3 separate regions of the Homo sapiens genome follow, and all the other regions are linked to region 1. Evidence: chromatin loops called from intact Hi-C (ENCODE). Cell type or tissue: A673. All regions are shown on one strand.

What was found. Peaks named below come from ENCODE experiments on the same cell type or tissue, not always from the same donor. Only the 100,000 strongest peaks of a DNase experiment are listed, where the experiment ranks them.
Region 2: it touches region 1 in a loop (3-fold over the local background); 2 of 110 quality-filtered maps call a loop at or near these places.
Region 3: it touches region 1 in a loop (5-fold over the local background); 28 of 110 quality-filtered maps call a loop at or near these places.

Annotation. Positions count from the first base shown.
Region 1 is chr4:13,652,512-13,660,511 of GRCh38, forward strand. It overlaps LINC01182 (long intergenic non-protein coding RNA 1182), which reads left to right and starts at 2,668. Exons shown (of 4, transcript NR_121681.1): 1 at 2,668-2,840; 2 at 5,236-5,343. RefSeq lists an enhancer at 2,193-2,242. In A673, CTCF peaks have their summits at 1,761 (motif pointing right), 2,167 and 4,158 (motif pointing right); DNase peaks (open chromatin) are centred at 1,780, 2,180 and 4,200; H3K4me3 peaks cover 1,366 bases; H3K27ac peaks cover 3,881 bases.
Region 2 is chr4:14,382,166-14,390,165 of GRCh38, forward strand. No RefSeq gene overlaps it. Among named protein-coding and RNA genes, the nearest start is that of LINC01085, 270 kb to the left of the region's middle. In A673, a CTCF peak has its summit at 4,195; no DNase peak of the experiment used is centred here.
Region 3 is chr4:15,159,463-15,167,462 of GRCh38, forward strand. The region is part of intron 2 of C1QTNF7-AS1 (C1QTNF7 antisense RNA 1); the gene reads right to left. Among named protein-coding and RNA genes, the nearest start is that of CPEB2, 160 kb to the left of the region's middle. RefSeq lists an enhancer at 1-142. In A673, CTCF peaks have their summits at 379 and 3,448 (motif pointing left); DNase peaks (open chromatin) are centred at 2,189 and 3,399; H3K27ac peaks cover 1,486 bases.

The sequences.
Region 1 (8,000 bases):
GGTGTGGTGCCACCCCTACAAAAACCCTGATTCTAACTCAGCTCTCTCATTTTACAGTTGAAGGAATCATCCCTTTGGGGAGGGAAGAATTACTCTCTGGAAAACATAGGGATTTAAACATAAAGACTGGACCAGGACCGCAGACTTCTGACTTCTTAGGCTAAATCCCAGTTGTATCCACCATAGCAATTGAAGCCAAGGATTAGAGTCAAGTAGGCTTGGGATCAAATCCTGGCTCTGACCTTGGGAAAACTGCTTCATCTTTTCGAGCCTCTGTTTCATCATTTGCATAAATGAGATTAAAAATAGCATTTACCTTAAAGAATTGTTATGAGGACTAAGAGAGGTTATGACTTTGAATTCTTGGCACATAGTGAACTCTTAATTAATGGTAGCAATTATCACACTGCTATTCCTCCCTTTAAAGCTCATTCATTTAAGTGCCAACAGAAATTGTCATATCCTAGAGAACTTCTATACTGGAACTTTTTCCTCTGTAGAGAAATACTTGTTTATCATTTGTTTCCAATACTTCAAATCATTCCTTTTCAGGTCAAGGCCTCCTTCTAATCTCTCCATTTTCCTCCAAGATGGCCTGGGCCAAATTTAAGGGAAAAATGTCTTGAGCAGAGTAGCTTGGAGCATTCTCATACCTTGACTCTTACTTAAAGAAAGGAAGAAGAAACTTTGGGGCTTTGATTTGGTTTGAAAAGGAGGAAGGGAGGTGATATTGAGCACTTATTTTGAGCACTTATTTTGTACCAAGTGCATAGCAGGTGGTCTATTTTGTTTCATTCTCTCAAGAATAGTCCCTGTGAGGTGGACTGTTTATTATCACCTCCATCTTGCAGATGAGAAAGTGGAGACTCTAAGCTGATAAAACCCTTTCTTGAGGTCATACAGAGCCAAGATTAAAATATTAACAAAAAATAAAATTCTAGAGCCCCTCCAAGCATCTGAATGGACCCCTTCTTGGCCAGGGCACTCCAAAGTTAACCTGAAAAACTGGTTCAGGCCATGACGGGAAGGGGTGTCAGACATGTCTCGTTATACCCTACTCTCTTTAGGAATTCAGGAAACGTGGCCAGCATTTAACATCAACACAGACCTTAAGTCTGATAAGAAACATTTACATTCTATTCTCTCTGAAGCCTGCTACCTGGAGGCTTCATCTGCGTGATAAAACCTTGGTTTCCACAACTTCTTATTGTAACCGAGACATTTCTTTCTAGAGATAGTAACTCTTTCAACCAATTGACAAATCAGACAAATTTTAAATCTACCTACAACTGGAAGCAGACCTCCCCACTTTCCCTTTTCTGGACTGAAACAATGTATGTCTTAAATGTATTTAATTGAAGTCTCACGTCTCCCTAAAATGTATACATCTAGGTGACGCCCCAATCACCTTGGGGTCATGTTCTCAGGATCTCCTGAAGGTTATGTCATGGGCCATTAGTGACTCATATTTGGCTCAGAATAAATCTCTTTAAATATTTTAGAGTCTGACTCTTTTTGTCAACAAAAATCACATCTCTGTCTGACATTGTCGTGATTTGGGTTCTTTCAAAAGCAGATCCTGAGACAAGGGTTTGAGTGCAAGTGGGACTTTGGAGGTGTATTTATCTTTTTAAAAAATTTTTTTTTGTGCCTCTCAGCTCTGAATGGACCCTTTATTAATTTATGCTCTGGGACTAACGAAGGCGTGCCTTTGAGCCCGTCTCCTTTAAGTGCGCGCGATGCTAGGCTTCCTCAGTAGAGGGCGCCGGAGGACACCGCAGCTGGAGGAGGGTTTCCGCCGGTTGTGCGGGGACCGCGGCTCAGTAGTGTGGGTGGACGAGGACAGCGGGTGGAACTGGTCCTTCTGTGACTTTGCAGCCCCGGCTTGGTGATAATTTTTGTGCAGGCTTCTTGACATGGAAAGCAGAGCTCCCCAGCACAGAGTGAGCCTCCGAAGGGCTCCTGCCCTTACCGGTGCCCTACCCTCCCTTTCCCTGCTTGCTACACTTGGGTCCGGGACTCAGCCTCCCTTTGCAAGCTTCTGCTCGGCCTGTGTGCAGCTGCACTTAGCTGGCAGGGTCAGGCGTTGAGTAGCCGCTCCGCTCCTTCTGCAGCCTCCTGCAGCCCCCGCCAGCTCCCGGGCTCCATCCCTCACCATCAGTTGCTGATTGGCGCCCCCTGCGTGCACAACGGAGGCTGGCTGCACCTGGAGGTTCCCAGCAATTCCAGGCCGGCTCCAGCCTAGCCAAAGCAGCTAACTTCTCTGCTGTCTCGTGGGCTGAACCTCACCGTTTCCCAAGAGGTCTGAATCCTTCTCAAGTTCGTCTTTTCCTAAGTTCTCCCTCGTAGCTCTAGGTTGCTTTGTAGAGTTTCCTTATATCTATACTCTTCATTGTAGTTAATGACTCTGTGTTACACTTGTCCTGTTGAACTTACTGTGTAGTTTCTGTCTCTTGACTGGATCAAGGCTCTCACAGGAGTCAATCCCAGAAAAATGATGAGACAGTAGGGAAGAGAGAAAAGCCAATAAACAGCATGTTAATGAGTAGGTCCCACCTGGGGCTCAGTCGCACTGGTGTCCCTCTGAGAGTATGGGCACCACACACTTTGGCATTGCCCCAGCAAGGCAAGGGGCAAGCAAGGGAGCTGGGTGTTTATCTCCCAGGCATTGCTTGAGGCTTGCTCTTGGGAATGGTAGCTCCCTGGAACTTCTGTCCAGCCTGCATATCTGGACTGTGCAGGGGATACTTCTATGGCCAGAAAAAGCCCTTGGGCAGAGAGAAGCAGGTTCTTGATGCTGAGATGTCTGCGTGCTTGGGAGTTGACCACTGCAGCTGCAGGTGACCTCTGGGGTGGGCCAAGGGGATGTAGGTGGGCAGTGATACATCTGCTACAGACATGTTGCAGGATGCAGGGCAGCAGAAGGAAACTGATCAGCTGGCTGCCAATGAATGGCCCAGACTGATTCAAGGGTAAATTTGCTGGAAGAAGTCCGTTGCAGAAGATCAGATGCTTTCCTGACTGGTGTAATTTAATTGTATGGTCAGTGTTTGCTATGGATAATTGGATTTTTCTTTGACCTTCACAATCTTGCTGGCTCTCTGTCCACACTGAAAGACACTTTTCTAACTCTCTCAAATGCAATAAGACTAACCTTGGCTTCCATCAGGAACTCATGGGCTTGCCATTTCCAGGAGGTGCCGATGGCTGTGGTATCCAACCAGCAAACGGCAGTGGTGTTTGTATTTTCCATTTTGCCCTTTACAAGAACATTTCAGCTGAAGCAAAAGGCTTTTTCCTTTACCCTGGGTTTTTTAATAGAAATCTTGGTGGCATTAAGCACTTTTAATTCTGAGCACTAGCCTGTAAAGTTCAAAGCTCTGTTCTGCTCTTGAACACAGCGGATACCAAGGCGAGAGATTCTAATCACAAGGAATACCAGAAAAAAAAAAATAAGCAGGAGACAAGTTTATTACGAAGGGTTGTGAACAGTATTTGTGATTAATGTGGAATGAAAAAGGTTATTTCTACATTAAAATCATTCACATTTGCAATAATTTAAACAATTTATCTGGTTTCCCCAAGTGGGGATGTGTTCTTTCCACATATAACATGCTCAGTGAAGGAAGAACAAGGAAGGTTACGCTGCCCTGAAACATATCTGGGAGAGCTTTTCGGCTCTGGGAGGATCACCAAGTTATGTTGTTAAGTGACAAAAACAATATCCGGAAGAGTGTCAAACAGCTAATTATTGTGTAAGAAGGAAAAAAAGAAGACTACATTAGTCACATTTACTTATATTTATATGAAAAGCTAATAAAAGTAGCTAGGTATACGTAAGGCAGTCAGAAACAAGACTTTTCAATTATAACTTTTATATCATTTTAATTTAAAAGTTACGCTAATATATTTCCTGTTCAAGAAACAAATAACAACATGCCCAGTGGAAAGCATCATCATTGTAATAATGTCCTAAGATCATTTTTTATGACCTTTGAAGGTAACTTAGGATAGGAAAATGCATTCCATAAAATTCAGCTGCCTGCACATAGTGAATCCTTTGCAAACCCTCGGAATAGGCTGAGGGTTTTTATATGACCATGGAATTTTTTTTTTTTTTTTTGCATCTTTGCTGCTATTCGCCATCCAGGCAGCAGGGGGAGGTGTTTCTCTGTTTTTCTTTGCGCCGCCCACGCCTTCTCCCCAACTTCATATGCAAAACTGACCAAGAATTCTCTAATTCAAATCTATGCACGAAAGGCACCACATTTTCTAGATTCATGTTGTTACTCTCTCATATCCCAAATCTGGGAGACTTGGAGCTTCCAGCAGGCTGCTAATGATTTTTCAAAAGGGGCCGATTGTTGGATTTGCTGGTGTAAAGTTTGTCCTCCCTCTTCTCTGTGCCCCTCCTTGTCACTCCACTCAGCCTTTATACATCACTTGCCATAATCGAGTCATAGAAAACGAAACTTACATTATGGAAATTCACAGCCTTTTTTTTTTTTCCACTTTGTAGATGAGACTCAGGATTTAGAAGGCAAAACAAACAAACAACCAAACAAATAAAAAAGGGATTTATTTTGGACCTTCATAAATGGTGCCAAAGTAAAAACAAACAAACAAAAGGTAAAAGAGGAAGGGACTGTTAGATGAATGTTTATCTCGGCGCCTGGTACCATACCTGCCTTACACACTCACAACGCAAGGAAGGGTGTGTCACCAGAGCCATTTTGCTAAGGAGGAGATTAAAGCTCAGAGGGGCTGAGCAACTTGCCCAAATTTATGTTGCTAGAAAATGATAGAACTGGAATTGGAAGCCAGACTGTATCTAAAGTAGAAACGTTTAAATATTTTCTTCCTATACCACACAAAATAAGCAGAAGGCAGTGTCTCTCTCTCTTTTGTCCCTGTCTGCCCCCCACAGTCTCTGTACCTGTTTTCCCACAAGGGTGTACCACCTGCTCCCTACTCCACATCGCGTCTATAAAGAGAGAGAAGGAAAAAAGGAAGTCGCTTCAAGAGCTCCCCAAATGCTCAATGGAAGTTGCTCTTTGTTGTACATGGGCAGCGATTTCTTTAGAAAAAGTAGTGACGTAGACCTGCCCGAGGTCAGCGATTCCTAGAGCAGTGGACTTGGGGAAGTGCCAGGGAAGCATTATGTTGTTTAAAAAATTGTTTTGGAGCATGTGCTTGTGCGTGTGTGTGTTTCTGAGCATATCTGTTTTCTCACAGGAGCTGCCTGGCAATGGTAGCAGGTGAAGGTCATGGTGAAGAAGATGCAGATATTGGCAATTTGGAGCATTAGATGAACTAATTACAACGTTAACCTAAGGAACAGTGGTGAGACCATTTTATCCAAAGTGAAGTTCTTGAGAGAGATCTTGGGTGGCACCTAGCCTCTGTATTAGATAAAATGGACATCCCTTGGGAGAGAATGTGGCTCTTTTCTATTCTGATTAGGGCAAAAAGAGTCTCCTTTGATGCCAACATGACCTTAGTGCCTTTAAACATATACTATGCTGCCATTTCCACAGAGAGGGACAAGCAGCAGCTTGGGGTCCTTGGGCAGGCAGTGGGGCCCAGCCAAAATTTTCTTAGATTGCTTTATTTTCCTTTAATTATGATTACATGTATAGCAAATGATTATGGTTTTCTATTTGTGATAGTGATAAGGGATGCCTTTTAAATATATGTATTTAAGTAAAAAGGTTAATTTACCCAGCACTTTGGGAGGCCGAGGTGGGCAGATCACGAGGTCAGGAGATCGAGACCATCCTGGCTAACACGGTGAAACCCCATCTCTACTAAAAATAGAAAAAATTAGCCAGGCGTGGTGGCGAGCACTTGTAGTCCCAGATACTTGGGAGGCTGAGGCAGGAGAATGGCGTGAACCCAGGAGGCAGAGCTTGCAGTGAGCTGAGATCATGCCACTGCACTCCAGCCTGGGCGGCAGAGCGAGACTCTGTCTAAAAAAAAAAAAAAGTCAATTTAAAGAAAAACCAGTTAAGTGAATGATAGTAATGTGGAGATGTGAAAAAAAGGATGAAAGTGTCACTAAAATAATTCAAATATGTGGGCTGGGTGCAGCAGTTCACACCTGTAGGCCCAGCCCTTTGGGAGGCCGAGGTGGGTGAATCACTTGAGCCCAGAAGTTCGAGACCAGCCTGGGCAACAAAGTGAGACCTTCTCTGTACAAAAAAAATGAACAAAATTAGCCTAGTGTAGTGGTGAGCACATGTAGTCCCAGGTACTTGGGAGGCTGAGATGGGAAGAGCATTTGAGCCCAGGAGGTTGAGGCTTCAGTGAGCCAAGATTGTGTCACTGCACTCCAGCCTGGGAGACAGAGTGAGACGCTGTCTCAAAAAATAAGGAAGAATTGAAATATGGGGATATTATTTCATTAGTGGATTAGTTTTCAGCATGTCTTCCATTTCAGACATTTTATAATTCTAATTCCATCATTTGAGAATGATGGGAAGATTAGAATCATACAATATTAGAAAAGAAAGGGATAACTGAGTCTGCCCTCCTCATTTTACAGCTGATGAAATGGAAGCTTAGAAAGATGTGACTGGTTCAAGGTCACACAGTGTTCTGTTGGCTCACATCCCATTTGTGTGTGTGCATGGGTGTGTGCACACAGGTGTATGTGTGCATGTGTGTTGATGGGAATGGGGTAAGGGAGAGAGGAGGAAAGCAGCCTAAATATCGAGCCGCCTGGGCTTTAATGTAATTCAGGTTGTCTTGGCACCACGGAGGGAAAGCGGGAAGACAGAGGGGACATTCTTTGAACAAAATGAGAACTCCTAGATAACACGGGGGTGGGGGAATATCCTGAAAATCTAAGTTTCCTGTGCGTGCTACAGCAACAAGGGTAAGAGCTAGCTGATTTCCCCCAGTAAACACAGCAGTGGCTTTTTGCTGCAGAATGTGGCGTTAAATTCAATAGGTCAGCATTAAGCTTGAACAAAATGTGATGACTGATTAGGAAATGAATGGTAAGTCATGGACAGCAGATCCTGATTATGATGATGCTTATCAACACCTCCCTTCCCCACACTGGAACAAACAAAGCTGCACAATGTCCTTGCAGGCTGACAAAACTGGACCCACATGTGCTGGTCCTGGGACAATTGAATTATGGCTATGACAGTCATCTATGAGGAAATCAGATGTCAAAGGGAGAAAGGACCCAACGACGCTTCAGGGCCTGTGCTTCTGGGGAGGGGGTACCCCTGCCTCCTCCTCACCGTGAGGTCTGCTCTGAGACCTGCTTTCCTATTGAGATTACAAAAATGAGATGTAATCCAGGATTAAAGCTCCTCTTTTCAGATGGGTCTAGGGGCCAAATGCATGGCCCAGAGTGGAAACTTAATATGTTTTTGTGGAATGAATGACCAGAAGCCTGGATAAATCAGTGGGTCTCTCACAGTGCTTGGTGTAGAGCCAGAATTTGATAAGGGTTCATCTCCTGCTCATCCTCATCCTGTATGAATAAGTCACTCGATGTTTTCAGTGTCATTATTTCTTCATGCCTAAAATTCAGATAAGAAAGTGTTTCTTACAAATAGGTTATTGGGATATGGGACAAAATGAGTCTGCTGAGTGTGATAGTTGCCTATTCATTCACTCATTAAATCATTCATCCAACCAACTGCTATTTGTTAAGTACTTAGTAGGGATGTAACATAGACACCTCCATATAGAGGTCAGTAGTGGGGAAGTCAGATAACAATTATGTGAATAAATAGATAACCGAAATAAAACTTTTAGAATATCATACATGCTAGAATGAAATAGTAATTAGATAAAAATACTAATGGTAATAATAATGATAAAAGCTAACATTTATTAAATACTATAAGCCACACACTGTTTTAAACCTTTACCTGTATTACGCATTTAATCCTTATCAACACCCTATTCTTTCAAAAAATAATAAAGTTATTATTACATTTTATAAAGAGCTGGAAAGCAATGGGGAGCAGTTGGCATTT
Region 2 (8,000 bases), 730 kb after region 1:
CTTCTGGGTTAAGATAACAGTTCTCAGTGTTTTTAGAGTTCTAGTCCATTCATTCGTTTGAGACTAGGACTTTAATGGGTCTGGGTGCTCTAGGTGGAAACATTAGCCTGCCTACTAGCTTCCTTTCTAATCATAATTGCTCCATGTACCAATCTAGCTATCTTCCTTACAAATTAGATCTGCTTCTGTTTACTATGGCTTATTTTGTAGATGAAATTATTGGAATCATTATGCTATTCTTGGCTCTAACACTATGTTTTACTCTGTATCTCAATTGGAAATTTGAAGACCTGAGGCCTCTTTCTCTTTTAATACAATGCAAAATTTCTGGTTAAGAAGATTTCTTTGGATAAAGGGGACAGTTGGAAAGCCTTAATTTTTAAAAATGATATATCAACGTATGTAGTCAAATATTTAAAGAGTAGATGTGGCTTCAAATGTAGCTGGATAAAGGGAGTTGAAAAACTTAGTTCTGGATTTGTTACAGCCTCTCCATTTCTTAGCTCCATGTCTCCTTTGTTGACAGGCTTTCCTTTTGAGATCGCAAGAAGCCTGCCAGAAGCACTCAGGGCTATGTGCTTCCAAGTTCAGCCCCAGTGGGAAATAGTAGAACTTTTCTCAGCTTGCTGCCTTGAAGACCCTGGGATTAATTCTCTTTGGAGGACATGTGTCATGTTCTAAGAAAGGAACTCTATTTGGCATATCAGCCCACATTCTTCTGCTTTCACCTTTCATCATTTGCTTTTTTTTTTTCTTTTTTTACAGTAGAGGCTGAAAAACCATATTTTGTATTTACTAGATGTGTTGGCTATATAGAACTGGCACTCAGCATTTATTCTTATTTTCTTCTATTCTTTTTAAAAAATCCATAGACTGACAAAGTAAAAACTACATTTCTAATTCCTTCACAGCTTGATTTTTAAATGCAAATTAGACTTTTGCCAATTACATGCACCTACCTAACATTTGGAAGGCAGAAGTAAGTTGGAGGTGATTTTCCTGCTGCTCTAGGCTGTTTTGTGGACTCATATGTCCCCCCGCTGCAGTATGCTTGTTTTAAGTATCCTGCCTTGGAGCTATCACTGAGAATTTGCAACAAGAAGCAATGGTCAGACTCCACAGTCTGAGGCCCCATATAACCAACTTTCTAGATGGAAGAAGGCAATTGTGATGAGAGTTATGGTGGTAGTTGTTTTTCTAATCCTGGCTTCCCGACTCCTGCTTTACAAACCTACCTACAACCAGGGTGATCTTTGCTTTAAACTTACAGCTCCAGCAGACATATCTAAGTTCTGCATAGAACATTATATAATCTGTATAGACACAGGTAAGAGCAAACAAATGGGCCAAAAAATGACCATACAGAAGAAGGGCAGCTTTTTCTCACATAGCATAGTGACTAAGTATACAGGCTTAGCAATGCATATTAAAGTTCAAATTCTAGGTCTACCGTTAAGTTGTATAAATGTAGACAAGTTGTGAAAAAACTTATCAATTTTAATTTTCTTTTCTGAAAAATTAGCATAACATGAGGTTTGAAAGCTGTATAAAAGTTTACATAAAACAATGTATGCAATATTTTGCCCTCTCCATCCACTGAAAAACACCCACTAGCATCCTCTTATCTGACTTCCTCAATGCTTTCTCACCTGTGGTCAGTTAACACAAGGTACTGATCTTCAGCTACAAGGCAGGGCTTCCTCTTGTCATTTTCTGTTTCCCTACCCACTTTATGGTGGTTCTCCTTCCTCTTTAGCCCTATATGGCCGCCGTTCCAAGGTCTAGAGGCTCATTTTGATTGTGGTTTTCTTGTAAATGCTTCATGAAATCAGAATACCTTTCTTTTAAAGTAACATTTTCAGGAATATAATCACTACGAGGTGTTCAGTCCATAATTTGGACAGTCATAGAATTTGGAGCTATTCTTGCCCTTCAGGGAATGGTGTGCTATTATCAAAGCAGGTAATTTTCAAAGGGAGAAACCTTCATAACCTGAAGATTTAAGAGCACCCTGGCTTGTTGTTTCTGAGGATAATTCTTTTCTGATCAGCTCCTCTCTAGCCTTTAGCTTTGAGTGAGGCAATCACACTTTGTTGCCTTTATTCATTTGGAAGGTTCTTCCTATTTCAATTTATGTGAACCCATTTAAACAACAGTAAAAATGGAAACTCATCCAAATAAATTTAATTCCAATTACTCTGACTCTTTTGCATCTTCTGGCTGTAATTTAAAGCATTTTTCCAAACAGGCATATTTAAAAGGTGATAATTCACTTGACAGCTGGAGAAACTAGGATCATTAAAAGGAAACATAATTAACATTATTTCCAATTCAACCTATCTTTTCTCTGTGTTTTCAGAATACTAGCACTGTTGTTGGCTGTTTTGTAGGATCCTTTTCTTGCTGCATAACAAAGGATTCAATTTGTTCATTTAGTCAATGAACAGTTACTGAGCATCTGCTATCTTTCAGGCCCATGCTAAGTCTTGGTGACAGAAATATTGAAAAGATATGGTCTCACCTCCCATCTCTCTTTATGTAATCAGATTTGATGTAAGAAAACAAAAGGAAGGAATGAAATGAGAAAAGGAAGTTATACAATGAGAAGAAAAGGAAAGGAAAGATGGCAAAATAATACAAATGAAATCAACGGGGTTTGGAGATGCAGAGGGGAAAAAATGAGAAGAGATGAAGGAGAAAAAAGGCAAGTACAAGAATGGGAGCAGAAAAAGACATAAAAATTTAGAAATATGGTAGTATTGAAATTTATATACTGCTATGCTCATATGCATGCATATAATTTTATGTATTTTCTAGAACTCAAATAACTTGGTAAAAAGCCCTCTCTTCAGTTCCACTGATGTCAGCAAAAACATTTAATCTTGCCACTTATCAGATTTTCTGTCTCTTCCAGTTTAAGTCAAAGACTTTCCCCAGGTTAATGCTGGCTATTTGTAACTTTTTTTTTTTAACTTCCCTCCTCCTTTTTCTTCTCCCAGAGTGTTATGTGGGATACTTACGTGACATTGCAGATGCAGATCTCTCATCTGAACCCTGTTTCTGGGTACTTGCTGTTCCTGCTGGTGATAGAAGTGATCTTTCATGTATCAGTAATGGCCTCTGGCCTTGAAGTCCTCTGTGGCAGACAGAACAGTGGCCTTTTGAAGATGTCCATGTCTATTCCCTAGAAACTGTGATTACAGTACATTACATGGCAAACGGGAATTAAGGTTGCAAATGGAATCAAGGCTGCTAATCAGTTGACCTTGAGATGGGAAGATTATCATGGAGTATCAAGATGGTCCTAATATAATCATAAGCATCCTTAAAAGTGGAAGAAGAAGACAGAAGGGAGAGTCTAAGATGTGATTATATAAGGATGGCAAGAGTAATGTCATGTTGCTGGCTTTAAAGATGTTAGAAGGAGGCCACTAATCAAGAAATGTGGTAGGGATACTGAAAAGGGTAAGAACACAGATGTGTTCTTAGAGGAAGAAGTACAGTCTTATGAATGTCTTGATTTTAGCCCCATAAGACTATTGTCACCTGCATAACCACTCATTGGGGTGCATAGGAAGTCTTGGGTGTTGTGTACACATGAGGAACTAGGAAATAAACTTCAACCCTCTTTCAGCCCAAACAAGTCATTGCACCATTTCAACTTTCCAGGGGTCAGTCTATGTGGGTATAGAACTCCTGAAAAGTGTTCCCCAGAGGATTCCAAAAGGAAAGAAGGCAGAATCCTCCCTCTTGTTGTAGGCTGTATCTTTAAGTAAGGCTTAATGAAGCCCTGCCCCTAACTCTGGAAAAGGCTGAGTTTAGCTTTTCTGGTTCCATCTCAGTGAATGTCTTAGTTCATCTTATATTGCTGTAACAGAATACCACAGACTGGGTAATTTATAAAGACTAAAAACTTATTCAGCTCACAGTTCTGGAGGCTGGGAAGTTCAAAAGCATGGTGCTGGCATCTGGCAACGGCGATCCCACGGTGGAAGACAGAAGGCGGAAGTGAGCCCATGAGACAGAGAGAGTATAAGGCGTATATTTAATTTTATAACAAACTGCTCTTATGATAACTAACCCACTCCCATGATAATGACATTAATTTATTCATGTGGGTCTATGCTCGTGACCTAATCACCTCTTAATTAGACCCCATCTTCCAACAATATAGCATGGGGATTAAATTTCCAACATGAATTTGAGGGGCACATTCAAACCACTGGAGGGAGTCAGGCAGCAACTTCACTCCACTGTGTGCCCTAAGACTCTCCAAACATTTCCACCCAAGCCCAGAAATGGCTTTTGTCTATCTTGTGTAAAGGAAATTTGCCTCGGGTCTTATCCTCCATCCTCCCTCTTCTAAAGTTCATAGTAACATGCTCCTACCTTAATTAGCTGACCTGTGTTCCTTGAAGTTTAAAAGAAAGCTTTTGAATTTTAGAAAACTAGTTTCTCAAAAGAGTCTGACTCTAACAAGCAAAAGCCTCTGCCTGCATAGTGTTGGCTTTTGAATGCATTTCAAGAGCCTGTTTTTAAAAGGAAGAGACTGAGTAACTTTCCCTTTTTCAATCTTGGTTTTCCACATCCCCTGGAGCAATAGGTGCCTCAGCTTCAAGAGGCTCTCTTGCCCTTGTATGATTTTGTACTCCCTCTTCTTTTTTTTAGAAGGTTCCCTTTACTTTTTCACAGAGCTACTTGTTCCTCAAGTTCCTCAAGACTTAGTTGATTCTTTGTGTTGTGAGGAAAGAACTTTCTGTCTCCTGCCATGACTTGAGCTGAGCCAGGAAACCCACCTGTGCAGTTTACACCTGGTACTTCCTGCAATTGTAGCACGTATTCCCTGATACTCTTAACATTCTGCTACCAGCTAATTTCCTTGCCTTTCCCATGACTCAGATTTTCTATGAAATGGACTTGTTAATGGTAAATTTCAGTCTTTATGAACAGCCCTGCAAATGCTATCACATTTATCTTCCCCACTCAGTTTAGAACTGAAATGCATGAGCATTCATAGATAATAGCAAGTGTCACACTGCTCTCCCTCCTGGCCATAAAACCTGGGCTCCAAACTTTCAACTCTACTTCTGTTCTTTCATTACAAACACTTCAGGAAAACAAACAAACAAACAAAAAAGGCTGCTAAACTGTCCCAGGTTAATAGCATGCTAGGGTTAATAGACTAATGTGACTAACTGAGCCCTCTAGTTTTTCCTGCTAGAAAGAGTTGCACAACACCATTCTCCTTTCCATTTCTTCTGCATTTCAACTGAAATAATTTTACACAGTTTTTCACCAAGGGTGCACATACACACAGATTCTCTTTCTCTCTCTCCAATGCTCATTCTTTCTTCTGTATAAACACACTCAAATATTTTCACAAACATGCACTAATTCTCAAATACTGTATTACCTACAACTTTCATTTCTTCTCTTGATCAAATATAAAAGGAAATTTGCACATGTCTCTCTATGCCTCTTTTCAAACCCCTTCTCTTTATTTAGGTTCCTCCAATTTTTTCGTTTCTTCTGCATTTCCTTCTCCTCTGACTTGACCCTGCTTCCATGTCTGAGACTCACCAAGAATAATGAGAGATGTGGACGGTTATTGTTGTATTGCAGGTGTAAATGATTGGAAACAGACATTTGAGAACAGCAGCTATGTATGCTGGACTTTACCCTAGGGCTTGAGGAGGTTCTATAAATAGGATTTGAAGGAGGAAATTGTTCAGATTTGAGTTTTATGAAATCATTTTGACAGTTGGTTGGGTCATGAACTAGAGGGAGGGATATTATTGGAATCAAGGACACAAAGCTTGAGACAAGAATCACAGAGACTTATCTCAAGTGTGGACAGTGGCTGTGGAAAGGAGAGAAAGGTTTGAGACTGAGTTAGGGGATACAATGGACATAATTATTTCCTTTCCATAATGGTGACAAAATGAGACACAGTGTGTAAGCGTGGACTGTATGTAATTTTAACTATGAGAAAGTCTTCATTAAGTGTTACGTGTTCCAAGAAGCAGTTGGCTTCCTAGAACAATAGCCGGCAAGGCTAAAAATTAGATTTTTGTACTTGACAAATTCATAAAAGAGAAATGATGGATTGTGAATTTGGATTTTCAATGCATCTGTGAACAATTTTCTTTTCCTTTTTTTTTTTTAACGTCTGACTAAAATTATTCATTATTCTGAAGATGAAAAACATCTTGTCAGCGTGTGGAGGAAAATTACCTCCCAGAGAATTCTGGAACATTCTTAAGAAATTTTCTTAAGATCAACTCCATATGCACTATAACTTCATGTGATGGAAGAGCACAGTACAGGAGAAAAGTAGAGGTCATGTTATTTAAGAGTCATAGAAACAATGGCTGACATGACAATTCCCATTGAGCTAACAGGTGAATATTTTTTAACTTCAGCTGCTGGATCCACAGAGGTGTTTTACTAGGAAACCAGAAGCAGGTATTTTACCTCCTAAATAATAAAGTAGAAACTTTAAAAGCAGCCTTCTGCCTGGATGATGACTTTGCTCTGCATATAACAAGAAAGAACTCTAGGTTCACACTTACGATCTGGGATAGGACAGTTTCAGAGGAGATTTAGCTAAGGAGATCTCTGTCTTCCAAACCTCTCTGTCTTGCACAGGTTTATGTAATAACAATGATTAATAAAAATAGTAGATTCTGAATTTTGTTTTGGAATAAAATTAATAAGGCTGCGTGCTTCTGAGAGAGAAATTTGTAAAGTGGCAGACAGGGACATCAAGAACTCTAATTACCACATGCCCTAGAACCCATCTGAGGAGAAAAGATACAGTCTCAGACAAGATAGTTCCTCCTCGAGATGCCTGATTAATGTCCCCTGACTAATCTTCCCCAGTGCCCAAGTGAGAAAGGGTTAGAAGTTAACCAGTCTTCCCTATTATAGTCACACATGTGCCTCATATTATTATTAAACATGTGAGATATGTTATTTTAGATATGTGGGATTAAGGGAACTATATTTATATCTATACATTATTAATATTGGCTTAAGTGTATGTATTTTAAAGTAGAATGTTAGCACATGCCCATTAGCTGTAGTAGGCTACAGTATGCTTGCTTTGGGCAGCAAGAGCCAATTGCACACCTCTCTACTCAACTTCCAGTTAGGTGAAGCCAAACTGGTAACTTGAAATTGGCCATGAAGGGAGTATTTCACCGCTGAATTCTGCAAATGAATCAAGGCTAATATATACATATATGTGTGTGTGTGTGTATATATATATATGTATATATACATGCGTGTGTATATATATATGTATATATATGTGTGTGTATATATATGTGTGTGTGTAGATATATATATACATATATATACATATATACACATATATATACATATATATACACATATATATACATATATATATATGTATATATACACATATATATATATGTATATATATACATATATATATACATATATATACACATATATATACGTATATATATACATATATATATACACATATATACGTATATATATACATATATATATACACATATATATATACATATATATATATATATATTTGAGTTTCAGTCATTAAACACTTACCAGTACATCACTGCATGCTGATGTTTCTCAACATAATATCTCTGAATCCCTTTCACCCAGCACAAAGCCTGGTCTAACATGTGTGATACATGTCTGTTAAATGAATGCACAGAGAAAGAGGAGAGCTCTTTGGAAGAACAAGAAGAGAGTCTTCAAGACAAAGTTTTAAGCAGAGAAACTTGAGTTTTGAGGCATGTGTAGGAAAAAAAAGGTATGCCTGGGAACAGATAGTGAGAAGGTCTTTCAGAGAGATAGGAGGCTCAGGAAAGTGAAAAATATGAGGAATTAGAAGAATTATTACAGAGTTGAAAATGAGGTGAAAACAGATTTGAACAATGGCAGAAGATTAAGACCCAAGGTTTGATGACAGATGGATCTGAAAAAGCCATCACTGATAA
Region 3 (8,000 bases), 1.5 Mb after region 1:
AGGGGCAACTCACTTTCTTCAGAGAGTCTGTGGGTCCTCTTGGGATTGCTAGTTTGTTCTTGCAGTGGATCTGCAGCTAAAATTCACAGTGTAAGCCTCCGCATGCTGCTCTGTCCAGAGCTGGAATCTAGTCCTGCCTCCCGTCCACCATCTCTCCATGGTATCTTCCCACATGTATGCTGTTTTGCACACCTTTGCTCAGAGTTCCCTCTCTAGTGAATGTTTAACCCTCTCTCCCCTGCTGAGGTTCTAACTTCCCATCAAGGGCTCCCTTATGTACAAAACCCTTCATGAAGCATCCCCTATGGGCCCCAGTGTTTCCAGATTATTACCACTTTCTGATCCTATACTGCCATCTGGACCACACATTTGATTCTAAGCCGGGGATGCCCTACTCATCTTTTTATGAAGAAATCTAGTCTCAGCTACTAGCTTATACATTCAGTGGATCTTAGGATCAACTATGCCCAGACATCTCTAATGTTCTAGACAAGTCTGAATTCTAAATATTTTGCTTGTTGGCAAGAGCATAAACCCTGATTTTAGCTTCAGAACATAAAGTAGATGAAGACTAATAGAACTTTTCTCCAGTGCCTAGTTCAAGGGTATGTAATAAAGACTTTTCGGGCCGGGCACTGTGGCTCATGCCTATAATACCAGCACTTTGGGGGGCCGAGGCCGGTGGATCACGAGGTCAGGAGATCGAGACCATCCTGGTCAACATGGTGAAACCCCATCTCTACTAAAAATACAGAAATTAGCTAGGTGTGGTGGCGGGTGCCTGTAGTCCCAGCTACTCAGGAGGCTGAGGCAGGAGAATCGCTTGAACCCAGGAGGCGGAGTTTGCAGTGAGCCGAGATCCTGCCACTGCACTTCAGCCTGGGCAACAGAGCAAGACTCTGTCTCAAAAAAAAAAAAAAAAAAAAAAAAAAAGAAAGGCTTTTCAAGTCTGACTAGGTCTTTCTGTAGCTACATGGCCATACCTGAGACTCATTTCATCTGTCAGCTTGTTTTTTTAACATGGTGGATCAGGGTTAGATGAGTGGTTGTCTGAGTCTAAACCTGGGAATTCTAATGTGCTAGAGACGTGATCTTCAGGAGTGTTCTGGGGACAGGGAAAGGAAGGAGGAGGGCCAGGCAGGTAGGATCCCTCATCTTCCAGCTCTTCCTACCTTCTTCAGAAACACTTTTCATGGATCTAATTCACAAGTTTATGTTTCTGCCGACAGTTTCATTTCTACGGAACATTCTCCATGGCTTTAAAAGATTTCAAAGTTGCTGGAATGGATGATTTCTAAAGTCTATTGCAGTTTTTCTATTTTTTTTTTATCTGTTGCTGAGGATGGAGGAGAATGAGGGCTAACATGTACTGAGTCCTCACTGTGTGCCAAACACTGTGCAGAGTGCAGCCACTCTGATAATCCCCATTTTATATATAAGGACAAGGGCTTACAGTAAAGACATAAGATCAGTTAGTGATTAATAAGGTTGAGATGTGAGTTGAAGTTGATGGGGCTTAACTACTATACTGCCTGCCATTTTTAGTTGTCTATGGAGAAAGGTTAGGAGCTGGAACATAGTCCCCTTTGCCTGCTTTGTGAGGAGAAGATGGTGCAAATGACAAAGCAGGACATTTGCACTTGCAGAAGTGTTTGATGAAGGTGGGTCAGCCACATGGTCAACCTTAATCTCATCTATAGAAATGAATAGCTTGAATAGCTGTAGTATCCATGACTGGTGAATGCTCTTATCTTTGACAGTATTGCTTGAAATCTGGAAGAAAACTGGACTAGCAGGGATTTAACTAGACCTGATCTTCCAAGAGGTTCACATTTTTGACAATATTGCTGACCTCTTCAGCAAGACACAACATGGCTCAGAACTCAGGGTGTTGAATTCAGCCCAAAAGCACCTTCTCTAAGGTAGCCTACAAGTCCAGATACACAAGGCAGGTGTCTCAAGCTAGTGAATATCTTATATATAACTACAAAAATCTTAAGACTTCACTGACACAAAGACACAACACAGTCTCTTAAATTAAAGAAAAAAAAAATGAGTCAAGGGAACTGCCAATTTCAATTCAGAGAGAGCAGGGTATTGCCTGAGAGTGGTTCCAAGACAAGCAAGATTTAGCCACAGCCAGACCATTTGCCTGTGAACCTTAATCAGGAACTGAATCATACCATAAAATCTGTAAATTCCTTGTATCTGGTGCCACCAAGATGTCTGAGAGGGGCTGGTCCAACCACCCAATCAACCCATCAGAAGATTTTTCCCCTCTGCTGACAGGGGTTCTCTGTGTATAGCTTGACTGGGAACCAGGCTAGGATTCAGCATAAGCTGCTCTGTAAAGCTGATTTTTTCCGGGAGCCACAGTATAATTTCACTAAGAAGTTGCAAGCGTGGTTTTGAAATTCTTCATATTGTCACAGAAATTATAACTGCACTTAAGTCCAGTGAATTGTGTGTGTGGCAGGGGGTGGGGGAAGGAGGGTTTGTTGTTTGGTTTTGTTTTTAAACTGGGACAGAGGAATTGAGTTAAGGGGGGAAATTAGGCCTTTACTAAAGGGAAAACACACATACATACAATAGAGCATTTCAGAGGATGCATACAGTAAATTATACTGCTCAAAAAAGAGAAATAGCATTTCTCTCCTGTCTTTTTTCATTTCCCACCTCCTCCTGCTTATTCTTCAAGAGTCATCTTTCTTCCCCAACACACTCACAAAAGGCCTCCTTTATTACCTTTTGTTATGTTACCTCCTGATGTGGGAGTGGTGTGATAATGGGGTCTCCCAAGCTGAGTCCTTGAGGATAGATAATCACTCTTTGTTAGCGGGCATTCCACCTTTCTTCTGAGGCTTTCAAAGGCTTAAAATAAGGCTCCACCAAATAGGTATGGCAGATGTTATTAAACTTCTATTTTTCTGGGTAAAAAACTGAAGTAAGTGGCAACTAGTGAAAGAGCCATGGCTTCTATTTTACTCATTTTGAAAGCCAAGCTTGAGGAGTTGTCATTATGTATATTTAAAAATAAAAAGAGGAGAAAAGAGTTCTCAAATAGTCTCCAAAGAATACACAGTGATGAAAGAAAGAAAGAGACAGAAAGAGAGAAAGAAGGAAAAGATGACAGAAGGAAGGAGAAGGAAGGAAGGAAGGAAGGAGAAAGGGAAAGGGAAGGAAAGGAAAAGAAAGGAAAGGAAAGGGAGAAAGAAAGAAGAAAGAAAGGAAAGAAGGAAAGAAAGAGAGAGAAAGAAAGAAAGAGAGAAGAAAGAGAAAGAAAGAAAGAAAGAAAAAGAAAGAAAGAAAGCTGCAAAAATAAAGCTGAAGTGAAATCATTTGCTGTGGTATAAACTCACCGACCCAGGTTTTCTCCCACAATATCTGGAGTTTGCAAAAGAATATTAAAAAAAAATAGATGGGGCCCCATCTTCTGGCAGTCTGAAGCAATAGCGGTAGCAATCTGATCTTTCAGATACAGTCTGTTTTGTTTGGTTTTATATTTTAAGGTGCTCTTCAAGGTTTGTACTTCCTTAAGGTGATTGCCATCTGAAGACAACTATTTCCTTATCAGCATTTCTATTCCCAAAGGCAGAAACCAGTTGGGTGAGGGTCAAAAAAGCTTTGGGATCTAACACCAAGCCCATCACAGGTCTGGCTGTGGACAGGTCAGGCATTGGTGTGGGAGTCTGTGCATGGGCAGTTGCCTTCTGTACAGAGAAGTAGACAATACCCTTTGGATTTGCTGACTGAAACAGACTCCATGGGCCTGAATGTTCTATAAAGGTATTTTGCCAGCTGATGCTGGTGACAACCTCCACCCTACAACTCCAGAATAACTGGACAGTTCCTCGAGTTCGGCAAGAATGATGGATGATGTGCACAAGCCACATCTTATCTGCTTCTCAGCAATGATTAATTGTTCCCCAAGACAAAAGCTCAAAGAGTCAAGATTCACTCAGGGCTCAATTTTGACCATGAATTCTGTGGTTGTTTGTGTGGGTTGTTAAGGATTAGAGGACAGACTGGGGTGAGAGGAAGGCATGGTAATGCATTGTTTCCTCAGATAAAGCTAAAAGAGATAATCAGCTGGCTGAGTCTAAGGTTTGGATAAGCTCATCTGCTTAGTTATCTTCCTCCGAGGGATCAGTGTCCACCGAGGTTGCCTGACTGTAGACCCTGTAGTGTGATGAACCCAGAATTTCCAAAGCCTTCCCAGCTGGGGTAGATTTGGACTAGGGGCTATGCAAAAAAGCATGTTCCCTCTCCCACAATTGCGAATGAGGCTTCCCAACATCCCATGGAAATGGTGACATGTGTAGAGGTCAGATCATAGTGATATCATAAAACTTGAAACAGGATGGTAGAACAGGTTATTAACTACCTATATAGACCATAAAACATAGGGCATGGGCTTGTTTGTTCTCAAGCCAGGTAAACATCTCCAATTTCATGTCAAAGTATAAATTAAAAACAAGAGCACCTATCTATGACATCTGCTGAAACAACGACCACCATCCCTCTAGACCGTGCTGGGCCAGCTCTCTCCTGTCTCCTCCATCTTGATCAGCTTTGTAATGAGGAACACAGTAGTACATTAGCCTCAACATAATCATATGACAACAATAATACAGCAATAACTAATCTAAACTGTGCTCTTACTATATGCTACGTGCAATAGGGAACACTTGGCATGAATTGCCTCCTTGAATTTTTAAAACAGAACAGTGAGAGGTATTTTTATTATTCCCTTTTTATGGATGAGAAAAGGGAAGATTCGTGAGGGCAAGGACACACCAAAGACATTCTAGCTTTTTTTCACTTATTCATTAATTCACAGTTCATCACAGTTTTTCTTGAGCTCTAATTACGTCAGGCCATATTTGAGACAGTAGGACACAGCAGTGAACAGAACAGGTAGGTTCTTGCCTTCATGGAGTCTGCATCAGCAGATGATAAACAAATATGTCATGCTATGGACTAAATTATCTTCCCCCAAAATTCTTATGTGGAAGCTATAACCCTCAGAGTGACTGTATTTGGATAAGGCCTTTAGGAGGCAATTAAGGTAAATGAAATCACAAGGGTGGAACCCTCATTTGATAGAACTAAGGTCTTTATGAGAAGAGGAACTCAGAACATGCACTCAGAGGAAATGTTATGTGAGGACTGCTGCGAGAAGGTGGCCATGTACAAGTCAGAAAGACAGCTCTCACCAGGAGTCAAACTCTACTGGATCTTGATCTGGAATTTCCAACCTCCAGAACTGTGAGAAATAAATGTCTGTTGTTTAAATCACTGTTTGTGGTATTTTGTTATGACAGTCCAAGCTGACTAATGCATGTCATATGTCAAGTGATGATAAGTGCTGTGCAGTTTGCTATTTTGTATTTCAATGCTAGGGATTACTGTTTTATATACGGGCTAGGTATCTCCTCTCTGATAAGGAGTTTTAAGGGAAGAAAGACAAAGAACGTGGTGAAGCAATTCCATGGGTACCTGGAGAAGGACTGATCCAGGAAGAGAGCATGGACATGGAGGGTGTTCGGAATTTCTGAGGACCAGCAAGAGGGACAGATTGACTAGAACAGAATAAATGAAGGAGAAATATTAGGAGATGGGAATGGGCAGGGATTCAAACCCAGGCATCCTACTACAGAGCCTTGTTCTTAAATAATTCACACAGCATAGATGCCTGACTTTGATTATTTCCATTTCCTTGGTAAGTTTTTGTCCATCCCTTCATTTATAGTTCTTTTGATTCATTCATTTAAAGAGTGTCTCTCATATATGGTATTGAGTTGGGTTTTGCTTTATAAACCAATTTGAAATGCTGCATACTTAAAAAATAGATATGCTAAATCCCTTCATGTTTATTGATAGGACTGACTGGTTTGGTCTCAATTTTGACTATTTTATGTTTTGATACATGTGTACATTTCATTACATTTACTGTGTTTCTTCTCTATTTGATGTGTTCTCCTTTTTTTACTTTTGGTTTTCACAAAAATTTTCTTTTTAGCATAGTGTTTTTATTGGTATCAATACTTTTTATATTCTACTAATTCTCTATTTTCCTACTTACCCTTCTTTATTATCTTTTCAGTTCAAAAAAATTCTTCTACTTACACCTAAATGATTTATTCTGCTTTTTACTATTTCTCTGTCTTCTCCTCCTATTTTAATATTGTTACTTATTTTATAATTTTTTATTTAAAGATAATTCTAGATTCACAGAGGTTGCAAAGATGGGACAGAGTGGTCCTATGTACACTTCAGTTTCCCACAATAGTTACAGATGACAAAATTGTATAGTATAGTATCAAACCAGAAATTGACATTGGTATAACATGTTTATATAATTCTATGTTGTCTTATCACAATGGCAGATTTGTGTAACCACCACTGTGATCAAAACACAGACATTCCATTACCACAGAGATCTCCCTTGGGCTACTTCTGTATTGCCACCTCTACTCCCATCCCTCCCTAAATCCCAAAACACTGGCCATCAGTAATTTGTCCTCCATCTATAGTTTGCCATTTTGAAGGTGTTGCCTTCAATTATTGATGTAATAAAGCTGAAGTCTGCCATATTGTTTTTTGTTCTCTGCTTATTTCTTCTGTTTTCCAGCTTTGCTTTTTCTGCCTTCCTGTAGGTTACTTGAACTTTTTTTAGAATTCTGTTTTGATTTATCTCTAGTGCTGGCATGTTTCGGTGCACCTTTCCAATTCAGGGCCTTTTGTCAGTCTCTAGAAGTCTATTTTCTTCTCTTCACCTTTCCAAGCCTTCTTATGTTCATTTTACATGTAATGTTCAGATTTTTAGCTTCACACAGTGGTAGAAATATAGGAAAATGTGTCCTCTTCACTTTTGTAGAAGTTGAAGTCTCCTCTCATTTTTAAAGTTGTGTTCGTTCTTATTTGTGAGAACATGTAATGTCTACATATTATTTTTTATTAGTACTTTTGGCAAAGCTTTCCCAGACATCTTTTGGTTGATTGAAGCTCATTCCCTAACAGAGAATGCAACTCTGCTATTGCCTTGCTTTTCATGTTGTTTTAAAGAAGTCTGATGACAAACTAATTATCTTGCCTTTCTAAGTTATTCTATCTTTGTGCCTGGAGGACTTGAGGATTTTTTCTTTTCCTTTAATGTCTATTGATTTTACTAGACCATGTCCCAGAATCAATTACTCCATTTTTTCCTAGTTCCCTTTAGGCCCTGTCTATGTGTAAATTCAGTTTTCCTTTTAGTTCTGGAACTTTTCTGGAATTTCACTTTTTAAAATATTAGTTCTATTTATTTTCTTATTTGGGGATGCCAATCATAGGTATGTTAGACACCCTTTTCCAATTTTATGTCATTTCAACCAGTTTCCCTCTGACCTTTTTTACTTTGTTCTTCATGTCATCATTATTTTGATTGGTGATCTATTTTTGTCAACATTCTTTCCATTTTATTTGATTCTATCCTCCTCTTCAGTCTTCATTACTGATGAACTTTTATCTTTTGCCCTATTTCTTTCCCAAGTCCCTTCCCAATTCATTTTCACTCATTTTATTATTTTCTGGGTTTTAAAAAATTGTTTGCATTCTTTTAATTTTTTAAAAATCAACACAGTTATTGCACATATTCATGGGATGCACAGTGATATTTTGATACACATAAAGTATAGTGATCAGATCAGGGAAGCTGGGTGGCACCCACCTGCAGTCCCAGCTACTTAGGAGGATGAGCAGCAGAATCACTTGAGCCCAGGACTCTGAGTTCAGCCTAAGCAACATAGCAAGACCCTATCTTTATTAAAAATTATTTTGAAAACCTACTCTTTGGGGTTCTTTCTGGGTAGTTGTTGTGTGTGCTTTTTTGGGGGTCTATTTCTGTTCCTAGTTTTCATATTTCTGATTCAATGTGTTTTTTCATATCTGTAAATTGATTCACTTTGGAGTGTTCCTTTACACTTGTTTTAGAGTTTTCTTCTGATTTTTGGCTAAAT